2 separate regions of the Homo sapiens genome follow, and region 1 is linked to region 2. A link is an interaction called in ENCODE POLR2A ChIA-PET data of the cell type or tissue named here. Cell type or tissue: MCF 10A. All regions are shown on one strand. Links, peaks and the distances in the headings refer to the core of each region. The heading gives the core; the rest is flanking DNA. Region 1 overlaps ATXN10 (ataxin 10). Region 2 overlaps ATXN10 (ataxin 10).

Region 1 (5,381 bases), core at 174-5,173, 53 kb before region 2:
TCTCTAGGACTGTGGTAAGAGAAAGAAACAACTGGAAGATTCTAAGAGTCTGGTTGAAATGGATGTGTGGTGGGATCATTTACTGGGAGGGCAAAGAAAAGATCTGGGGATGCGGGACTCAAGGGCACAGTTTGGGCATATTTCGCGGGAGGCACTTAGAGACGAGACACCTAAGTAAACATTACCAGTTATATATTATCCATCTCTTATACATTGAAAATGTGAGCAGTTATGTCCCCTAGTGTGGAGCCCCAGGGACATGTCTGGGCTCAACAGGCATTCTGCTGTCATCTGCATACAAATGGCCCTTAAATCTTGGGCACTGGAAATCTCCTAAAGCGGGTAGATGGAGACAGCAAAGGGCTCAGGACATAAAGGTCTCAGGAGAGAAATCCTGGTGCTCCTTGTATAACCTTGGGATCAGCACCAAGTATTACTCAACCAAAAGATTTGAGTAATCCCACACTAAATATTGTAGGCAAATGTAAACACTCATTCCTGATAGATTAATTTGTAAATGATATGAATATTTTTGTTCCTGGAAAAAGATCATCAGTAACTGAAATTGCACAAGATTTTCTTTAAAAGTTACAGTGATCATCAAATTATTTGCCCGCTGATTGTTTTTCAGGGTAACTTCTTTCAGAAATGTATTTCCAAACTGCGGGCTGTGAAATATGCAAATGTCCTACTGTGTTCTGTTAAAATTATACAGGAATAACACACAGACAAACATATAGACCTCACTAAACTGAATTAAATTATTTTAATTCCAACTGACTATTCTGTCCAAAGCTGGGATATGGGAAGAGCCACCAAAGTATTGATGAGAACGTTCAACTCAAGACGACTGGACAGCATTCCTTCCCATACAGTAAGTCTACTGAGTACCGAAGGTCAAAAGAAGCAAATGCCAGGCTTGGGAACTGGAGGCTAGAAGGTGGGAAGGAAACTGCCAGGGCACTCGGCATTTCCTGGGCCCTCCTGTCTCCCTAGTGCCTTGAGGGAAAAGGGGCCAGGAGGCAGATCAAGACACAGCGGTAGACGGAAAAAGGTCCGAACTCCAGTTTTGGAGTCAATGAGAATTAGAGTCCATTTCAGCTAGAGGATCGTCACCCTCAAATCTCACTGCAGCCCAGCTGAACACTCTAGGGTCTGACCCTTCTTTCAGGAGCCAAGCCCCAACCCTGAGATGGGGACAGATCCTATCCATGAAAATTCTCTGTGTTTTTCAATGCACATATATTAAATACTTATACTTAATTTGTTAAAAAATGAAGATCATCTTTATATATACAGTATTTTAGATCTTTCCATACAATAAAAATTATTTGAAAATGTGATTTTCTAATAGTATATTCTATTCAGTCACTATAACCTACCATAATTTACTGAACATTTCAGGACATTTGCATCATGACTAAATTTTCACCAACAATGCAATGAGCATCCATATAGACAATTTTTTTTAACCTCATCACTGATTATTTCCTTTGGAGAAATTCCGAAAAGAATTACTGGACAAAAACAAAACAAAACCATCTTTGAGTGTCTTTGAGACATACTGTTAAAATGCCTCCCAGGAGGGTTCTCCCAATTCATACCACCCCTAGAACTGTCCGTGCTTCCCTTTTAATTACTGATGCTGCAGATTTTTAAAGTTGCTTTTTTGATAGGTAAAAAATGTTCTTTGGGGCTTTCCTTTGCCATAAAGGAAGGCTGAGCATTCCTCCAGCTGCCTACATTTTATAAATTAAGATTTTATGAGATAAAGGCATTTAATAGTACAAGTTTTGCTGACCAGCTGAGATGTGCCCGCAGCATTGCACTTGGAGTGGGTACGAGACCTAAGTAAGGAAGAACCAACAATCCTTCCGACCAGGGAGCAATGCCCTGGCAGGAAGGGTGATAAAGTGCGGGCTGCACTGGCGCCCAGCTTCGCACACAAGGACTGCACCACTGCACGGGGCCTCAGTGGCCACACGGGAACACAGTGAGGCCGAGAATGTCAGAGACTGCATCCCATAAACTAACCCTGCTCCCCATGACACCTCCAAAAAGAAAGGAATCCAGAGAGAATGATACTACAGTTCTATGGCAAAACTCAATAGGGTAAAGTAGTGAGTAGCATTCTCCAAGCTTTTGTGACAAAATAAAGATGCTTTTCAAGAATAGTAATGGCAGAGGCTCTTAAAGTACCCGGAAGTACAAAACACAATGTGATTAATACAAATATTCTCTGAGTTCAACTACCAAATTCCAGAAAAATTAGCAACTATCTTTTCTTTAGCAAACATTCACATCTGAATTTAGTGCAATTTTCTCATGAATTATTCAACTAGCAGATAAAATCTTTGTTTAAATAATGAATGAAATTAGCTGATTTTTAAGAAGCTAGCTATATTTCTGATTACAAGATGAAAAAAAAATTTGGTGAATGAATGTTGAATCACTGCATAGCTACAAAATTTGTCTGCTTTGTCCAAAACAACCAGAAACCTTAGAGCTAGATGTCAGAAAGGTATTTTCAACTGATTTGGAATGCAAAATATCTTCCCACGTTTGGTCCAGGAGGACGTGGCTCAGAGGCTGCCAAGTATACCCCTCCTGCAGGACGGTGCAGACCCCTTTGCACAGGACTGTCTCTGACTCTCAGCCTCGCGGCTTCCTCAGACTTCCACAGAACAAGAGGTAATGGCAAGAAGGCAGGGACAGGACCCAGGAGCACTGAGTTAAGCCTGGCGCTGCCACCTGCTCAGCCATGTGAACTTAGGTGAGTCATTCTGGCCTCATGAAAAACAGGCCAAAAAGCTCTACTGCAAACAGAAGGTGTCATTCTAGTAAACGGTAAGAAAACAGAACGTCTTACACAATACCTGGCTTCTAGAAAGTGCTCAATAAAATGCGAGAATTTAATATCATCTTTTATTTGTACTTCTACTTAGGGCATTTTTGTTGCATTCTTTATAAAGAACTTTAAACTAGCTGAATCATAAGAAAAAAAGTAGAAGCACAGTGTTAGTTTTCCATTACTGTCATTTCTTTAAGACAGTTTAATTAGGCAAAATGTCAAAAGCTGGCCAGTGAAGTATTTAAAGAGCTAGATGAAAGATCCCCATTTTTAAGCAGAAGCAGGAGAAAATATGAATCAAGAAGTGAATTTATCTCTAATGTACTTGAGTGCACATTACTTAAAACTCCACTCCATTTAGTAGCCTCCCGAAAGTACCACAAGACATGACTTGAGAGAGCAACAATACCAGAAAGGGATGGGTAAACCATGGCAGCAGCAGAGAAAACAAAGCAGCTCTGAAAAGCTGTTTCGGCACATCTGTGCTAACACGCACAGCTACATTTAGAACAAAAATAACCCATACAGCAAGTTTTTAAAAATATGCATTCTGCCTCTGCTACTTGGGGTGCAATCCCCACCCATAATGCATCATCTACAATGTCATACTTCAGTGCCTGAACAAACAGAATTCTGTCATGAACACATTCAGTCTTTAATTTTTAACTCATGGACAGAATCTCAATTGCTTGTTGTATTATGATAAGCTCCTTGCCATCAATAAATAATGCCCTGGAAACTGTTGATCAGCTTGCCCACGGTGTTTAAAAAATAAAAAAATAAAGGCTTGCTGGGAGCTCAAGTGTCCAGCCCGTGCTGGGAATCTGCCACACAGCAGCCCTCAGAATGACTATCTGGAATGTGTAAGAATAGCCATGAGGTCAATTTGGGCCCTGCTCTAAGCTGTGTGTCCTCTGGGCACAGGGAGGGGGTCGACAGGCGAGCCCACAGGAAGCCAGCCTCCTGTCCCTTCTCCCGTGCCTGCCATCCACACCTCCTGACAGCCTAGCACAGACCTCCAAGGCAAGACATGTGGAAGCCCCACTGTTACCTGAGGCAGACTGTGCAATGTGACACTCGGGGTGCAGATTACAATTAGGGGACTATGTCTTACGAATCAAGATCATATGTCTTAGAAGCTGTGTTAGCTCTGCTTGAAAATGGGAAATAGGCGAGGGAAAGGAAACGTGCCAAGTATCCTACTATATTACAAATCTCTTCCATGCAAATATTTGGTATTCCTAATGGTTTTGCAAGGTAGAAAATAATGTTCCAAGATGACAGATAAAGAAAATGAAATCTGTAAGGGTTAATTTGTTCACAGTCATGGAGCTTAATGAGTGGCAAAGCCCAGATCTGCCTAATTTAAAAATGTACATTTTTTTTTAAAAATTGTACCACACAAATTGCAGGTAACTATTTCTGGTTTTCAGAAAAGAGAGAATGGCTGAAATAATATTAAATGTGCTGGAAAACCTCAAAGTGTGCAAATGAAGAGTGATGAGGATTAAGAAGGGGAGAGGGAGGGCCAGTGACACAGACCTGGCCTGCTGTAGGACAGGGGACGGCCTGCAAAGCAGTCAGGGACAAATGCGGGTAGTGGGCCGCCAGCCTCAGCAGACCTAGGAAGACATCTCAAGTGCCAAACTCTCACCAGCCTTGACCTACAGGAAAGAAGTCTGACCATTTCCTCGGTGCCCTCGGGAATCGTGCCATCAGCATGACACAAACATGACAACAGCACTTTCAGGTCCTTTTTCCAAGACCTATTTCTCTGTGTGCTAACACCTGGCACCTCTTTTAATCTTCTATTTATTTATTTGATAAACATTTAAAAGAAAGCTACTTTGTGATAGACCTTGTATTGGGGACTAAAAGGTAAATCAGAAACAGGTACTGCTCTTACCAATGTCAGGATGTGGGTGGGGATAAGGGAGAGAGAAGGCCCCACAGACAAGCAAAAAGCACCATTCACATCCAGCACTGGAGGGAAACACGAAGGGCTGCAGGAATACAGAAGAGGACACCTGAGCCGGCCAGGCAGGTCCAATCAGGGGCAGCCCTGAAGGCCAAGCTTACCAGTTTTAACTTTGTCCTGAAAGCAACAGAAAGAATTTACAGAGACTGGTGCTTCAGAAAAGAACAGAGAGTTGTACCCTCATTCAAGGATTCACGTTTTGCAATTTTCAGTTACCCGTGGTCTGAAACTATTAAGTGGAAAATTCCTAAAATAAACAATTCCTGTTTTTTAAGTTGTGCACCATGCTGAGGAGCATGAGAAAATCTCTCACCATCCCTCCCAGGGCTTGAATCCTCCCTTGTCCAGCACACCCACACTATTTATGCTCCCCAGCCATTCTGCCATGGTATCACAGTGCTCGTGTTCATGGAACCCTTATCTTACTTAACAATGACCTCAAAGTACAAGAGTAGTGATGCTGCCAATTTGAATATGCCAAAGAGAAGCCATAAAGTGCTTCCTTTAAGTGAAAAGGTCAGAGTTCTAGACTTAAGAAAAAAACTGTATGCT
Region 2 (5,381 bases), core at 224-5,223:
GCATTTTTTTGTGTGTTCATTTCAGTGTTCCTTTATGGCATATAAACACATACCTCTCTGAATTCTCCCTTCTCCAGTTGTTAACATCTTACTGGTTCCCTCCAATTTGTTTGGAGGGAACCAGTAATTGATCCAAATAAATAAAAGAATTTAGGATATGATATAGGTAGGTGGGAGGATCCTCAAGCCCAGGAGTTGGAGAATATAGCAAGCTACGACTGCACCACTACGCTCCAGCCTGGGGAACAGGGCGAGACCCTGTCTCAATTAAAAAAAAAAAATTAGTGGAAAGGATAAGATTATTCACTAAATGGTACTGAAATAATAACAGATAACATTTAGGGAACATTAACTATGTACCAATCTGTATATTAAATGTTTATATTAAAATACAACCTGGCCGGGCACGGTGGCCCATGCCTATAATCCTAGCACTTTGGGAGCCCGAGGCGGGTGGATCACCCAAAGTCGGGAGTTCAAGACCAGCCTGGCCAACAAGGCGAAACCCCATCTCTACTAAAAATACAAAAATTAGCCGGACATGGTGGTGGGTGCCTGCAGCTACACAGGAGGCTGAGGCAGGAGAATCGCTTGAACCTGGGAGACGGAGGTTGCAGTGAGCCAAGACCACACCTCTGCATTCCAGCCTGGGCAACAGAGCAAGACTCTATCTCAAAATAATAATAATAATAATAATAATAATAATATAACCCATTTCAAGAAAAAGAAGGGCAGAGAGAGGCTAAGTAACTTTTCCAAGATCATATGCCTGTAACAGAAGAAATCAAGATTCAAACCCAGTCAGTCTCACACCAAAAGATTTTATAATCTTGGATAGTCAAAAGACATAAATAATTCATTTGGATCCATAACTCACTCCTTACTCAAAAATAAATTCTAGATAAATAAAAAATGAGAACTAAGTACTGAAAGAACTAGACTATGTAGGTTTGTATTTCCACAATCTAAGTGGAGAATTTACTTAAAAAACAAACAAACAAACAAAAATCTTCTTGGCTGTCAGTTGTCAAAAAAAAAAAAAAAAATCCAGAGGCCAGAAGGATAAAATTGATAACCTCAACTAGATTAAACACAAACAAAAAACGACTACAAGGCTAACAGAACATCAGAAATAAATTCAAACAAAAATTACGTAAACAATAGTTTACTGTATGTATGACAGAAAGACTAATTTCCAGAAAATGCTTTTTAATAAATGCATTTTAAAGAGTAACCTAATATGCAAAAACAAACATAATGGTCACTGAAAAACATTAACGAGAAATAGTAATTAAATCAGATCTGCAAAAGGCAACTCGTGCAATCTTGTGTTGCACTGATGTGCAACTTAGAAATCTCTCTAAAGTTTTTAAATACACATAATTCTTCAACCCAGCAATTCAACTCCAGGAATTTATAACCTGGATTTGATTTACTTAACCGAAATTTGTACAAGGATGTTCACTATAACATTATTTGTAAAGGTTAAAAGAAAAAAAAAGCAACCTGAAAGCAGCTGGAAAGTCTATAGGGAACAAATGAAAAAATTATGATGAGTCTATATAGTTAAATATTATTCAACTATTAAAAACATACAATGAATATACACATGCTAAAGTGCAAAGATGTACAAGTTACATCATAAGTAAAAACAGCAAGTTGAAGAATAGTGCAAAAAATGAAAACAAAAAACATATAGGTGTGTATATACAAAAAAAGACCTTTGAAAAGAAAACAAAAAAAAAAGGATATGCAGATCTATAGAAAACAAATGGAGGCTGGGCAAAAAGGGGAAAACTTTGTAACTTTTTTTTTTTTTTAAGATGGGAGTCTTGCTCTGTCGCCCAGGCTGAAGTGCAATGGCACAATCTCAGTTCACAGCAACCTCCGCCTCCCGGGTTCACGTGATTCTCTGCCTCCGCCTCCCGAGTAGCTGGGACAGCCTCCCGAGTAGCTGGGATTACAGGCATCCGCCACCACACCCGGCTAATTTTTGTATTTTTAGTAGAGACGGGGGTCTCACCATGTTAGTCAGGCTGGTCTCAAACTCCTGACCTCAGGCAATCTGCCCACCTCGACCTCCTAAAGTGCTGGGATTACAGGTATGAGCCACCACGCCTGGCTGAAACTTTGTAACTTTATGTTTCACTGACTTCAGCTTAAATAATTTTTAACAACAAAGCAAGCATTATTTGCGTAATACAAAAATTTAAGCCCTTAATATGTGGAAAAAATACACTATTTATTGTAGAATATGTATTAAATATGTATTATGTAATTAAATATGTAATACCTACTGCATAACAGGTACTACAGTATGGCCTAACCTGGGGTTGCAAAGATTAAAACAGAATGCAAATCCCACAACCTGGCAACAATTATTGTAATATATGGATATCAGAAAATACAAAGCTAAAAGGAATGTTTTTTGAGCTTTCAGAGAAAAGGCAAGGCTTGCTACAAGTGAACAAGATTCTGAACTGACAAAAATATATCAAAAACTGGAAACAAGTATACAAAATATATCAAAAGACAGGAATAAGTACATTAACATGAGAACCCAAAACTATTTTTATAAAGAAACGTATGAAGAAAACCTTGGGATTTTAAAGCCAAACAATTACATAAATTAAAAAACACATGCTATAAATACAACTGTTTCCATTCTCACTTTTCAGTCATAGCATTGAGAACTTTACTGAATATCTATCTTGTCCTAAAAAGATCACCAATGAGTAAATGCAGTGGTTTGGCAGAAGAATGGCTGGGGTGGAAGAGGCAGGTGGAAAACCCTGATTTGTAGCATTTGCTGGTTTCCATGGCACAACTACTTCCACCATGGATGATTTCAAGGTACCAACAATTTAACAATCAGCTCACAAATTTCTAAGCACTTAATAATCAACTCTTAGAAGTCACCACAGGCCAGCTCCAGTATAGCACTTGGTCTTTGGCATATTTAAATACTGGCAAAGTGGTCCTCTTTTAAAAAAAAAAAAAAAGTATGACATATGTGCATTAATACGCACAAGTCATAAATGTATAGCTCAATAAACTTCCAAAAGTAAATTAATTTGGCTTTGCAAAAGAAAACTGCCTACAATTTTTTCTTTTTTTTTGGAGACAGGATCTCACTCTTCCCCAGGCTGGAATGCAGTAGCGCAATCACAGCTCACTGCAGCCTCAATCTTCTGGGCTTAGGCAAGCCTCCCACCTCAGCCTCACCGGTGGCTAGGAACACAGGCACACACCACCACACCCAGCTAATTCTTTGTGTTTTTTTTTTGTACAGATGGAGTCTCCTTATGTTGCCCAGGCTGGTCTCCAACTCCTGGGCTTAAGCAATCCTCCCACGCCTTGGCGTCCCAAAGTATTGGGATTACGGGCATGAGCCACTGTTCCCAGTCTACAACTTTCCATTCCATTAATATATAAAAATACTTCCCATCTTAGAGAAAAAAGTCCAAAGGAAAAATAGAAGTTTTCCTAAATATGAAAAGTTACACCAGGAATTTCTCACTACAATACTGAAATCACCTATATTTTAAACAGAAGTGCCCTGAAAAGTTTAAAGCTGTGATCTGTCTTTTCTCTGTCTCTTAGAGAATTTTTAAAACTTTTCTTAAGCATGACTCACTGCTCCTCCTGCTGGAAACAAAGGCAAATCTATCTCCAGAAAGTAAACGCAAGCCCCTGAATAAAGACCTTTCTTTCCTATCACAGAAAATGAGAACTAAAGTTAACGAAATGATTAGTAAGATCTAACATGGTCTATATGACAAAGCACAGAAAATCAATATCAAAATGGTCCTGAACGAAAGTATATTCACAAAAAAGGAAATACACTCTCGTGGGCGAGCAGTCATAGCCATGAGCTGCATTTACAACAGGAGTTAACAGTTTCACAGTATCGGATCACATTCTCTACATTCCCGCCTGTGGACAGTGGATGAGTATCCACTCTGGATTCCAATCCCTCTCCTCCAGTGTTGCCCATTTGCCAACAGTGATTCCAGCATCAATTACTCCCTCTCTACCTGACCATTCATATCAGCATACAAAGGAACTCTCTATCATCTTTTATTGTTTAAATCAGCTTTATTGAGGTATAATATACATGCAATGAAATACACCCATCTTAAGCATACAGTACAAAGTTGTGTCAAGGTATACAGCTAAGTGCCACATTCTACTATCCAGAAAGTTCCCTCGTGTTCCCCTGCAATCAATTCCACTCATTCATTTCCAGACCCAGGTGACATCTGATCTATTTTCTGTCATGACCGATATATCTGGCCTGCTACAGAATCCCACGGAAATGGAATCAGCCAGCATGTTTTCTAGTCTGTCTGGCTTCTCTCCCTCAGCACTTCTGAGATTCTTCCCTGTTGTATCACAAGTGCATCCCTTTTTACAGCTGAGTGGTCCAGAGAAAGAACAATTCTAACTTTATGACAGAAGAAAGGGAGAATAGATAAAAACAGGAAGTTCTGAAGTAAAGACAAGGGATAGAGAATTAACATAAGCTCCCTTCCACGCCCTGATAAAACAAGACCTGAATGATCTAAGGTAGGCTTAAGGAGAATAAAAAATAGTTTAAATAATTAACCAGGACAGTATACCACTAGGAATCTCCTATAAAGAAGAGAAGAAGCAAACTGTCTAGAAAGCAGTTTGGAAGTATGTATCAAGAGCTTTAAACATGTGATATCCTTATACATAGCAATTTCACTTCTAAGATTATGTCCTAGGATAACAGCTGTGGAAATGTGCAAAGATGTAACTATAAAGGCATGTACTACAGTATTATCTAAAATAAGTAGAAATAAGAACAACCTACTGCCAGATGTGGTGGCTTATGCCAGTAATCCCAGCACCTTGGCAGGCCGAGGCAGGCAGATCACATGAAGTCAGGAGTTCAAGACCAGCCTGGCCAATATGCCGAAACCCCGTCTCTACCAAAAATACAAAAATTATCTGGGCATGGTGGTGGTGTGCACCTATAATCCCAGTTATTTGGGTAGCCAAGACAGGAGAATTGACTGAACCCAGGAGGCAGAGGTTGCAGTGAGTCAAGATTGTGCCACTGTGCTCCAGCTTGGGCGACAGAGCAAGGCTTTGTCTCAAAACAAACAAACAAACAACCTAAATGTCCAACTACAGGGATTTGGACAAATAAATAGGAAATTCTTTACTTGAAATGTTATGTTGGCTTTTTTTTTTTTTTTTTTTGAGACAAGGGTCTCACTGCATCACCCGAGCTGGAGGGCAGTGGGGCAATCATGGCTCACCGCAGCCTCAACCTCCTGGGCTCAAGTGACCCTCCCACCTCAGCCTCCCAAGTAGCTGGGTCTATAGGCATGTGCCACCATGTCCAGTTA

What was found. ChIA-PET counts read pairs that join two places held together with the same protein. Peaks named below come from ENCODE experiments on the same cell type or tissue, not always from the same donor. Only the 100,000 strongest peaks of a DNase experiment are listed, where the experiment ranks them.
Region 1: POLR2A ChIA-PET joins it to region 2 with 8 read pairs; 1 of 35 experiments calls an interaction of 5 or more read pairs at or near these places.

Annotation. Positions count from the first base shown.
Region 1 is chr22:45,783,038-45,788,418 of GRCh38, reverse strand. The region is part of intron 9 of ATXN10 (ataxin 10); the gene reads right to left. Among named protein-coding and RNA genes, the nearest start is that of MIR4762, 25 kb to the right of the region's middle. RefSeq lists a silencer at 2,662-2,711. In MCF 10A, for the core only: no CTCF peak of the experiment used is centred there; a DNase peak (open chromatin) is centred at 2,778.
Region 2 is chr22:45,730,196-45,735,576 of GRCh38, reverse strand. All of the region lies in intron 7 of ATXN10 (ataxin 10), which reads right to left. Among named protein-coding and RNA genes, the nearest start is that of MIR4762, 28 kb to the left of the region's middle. In MCF 10A, for the core only: a CTCF peak has its summit at 3,670 (motif pointing left); a DNase peak (open chromatin) is centred at 3,306.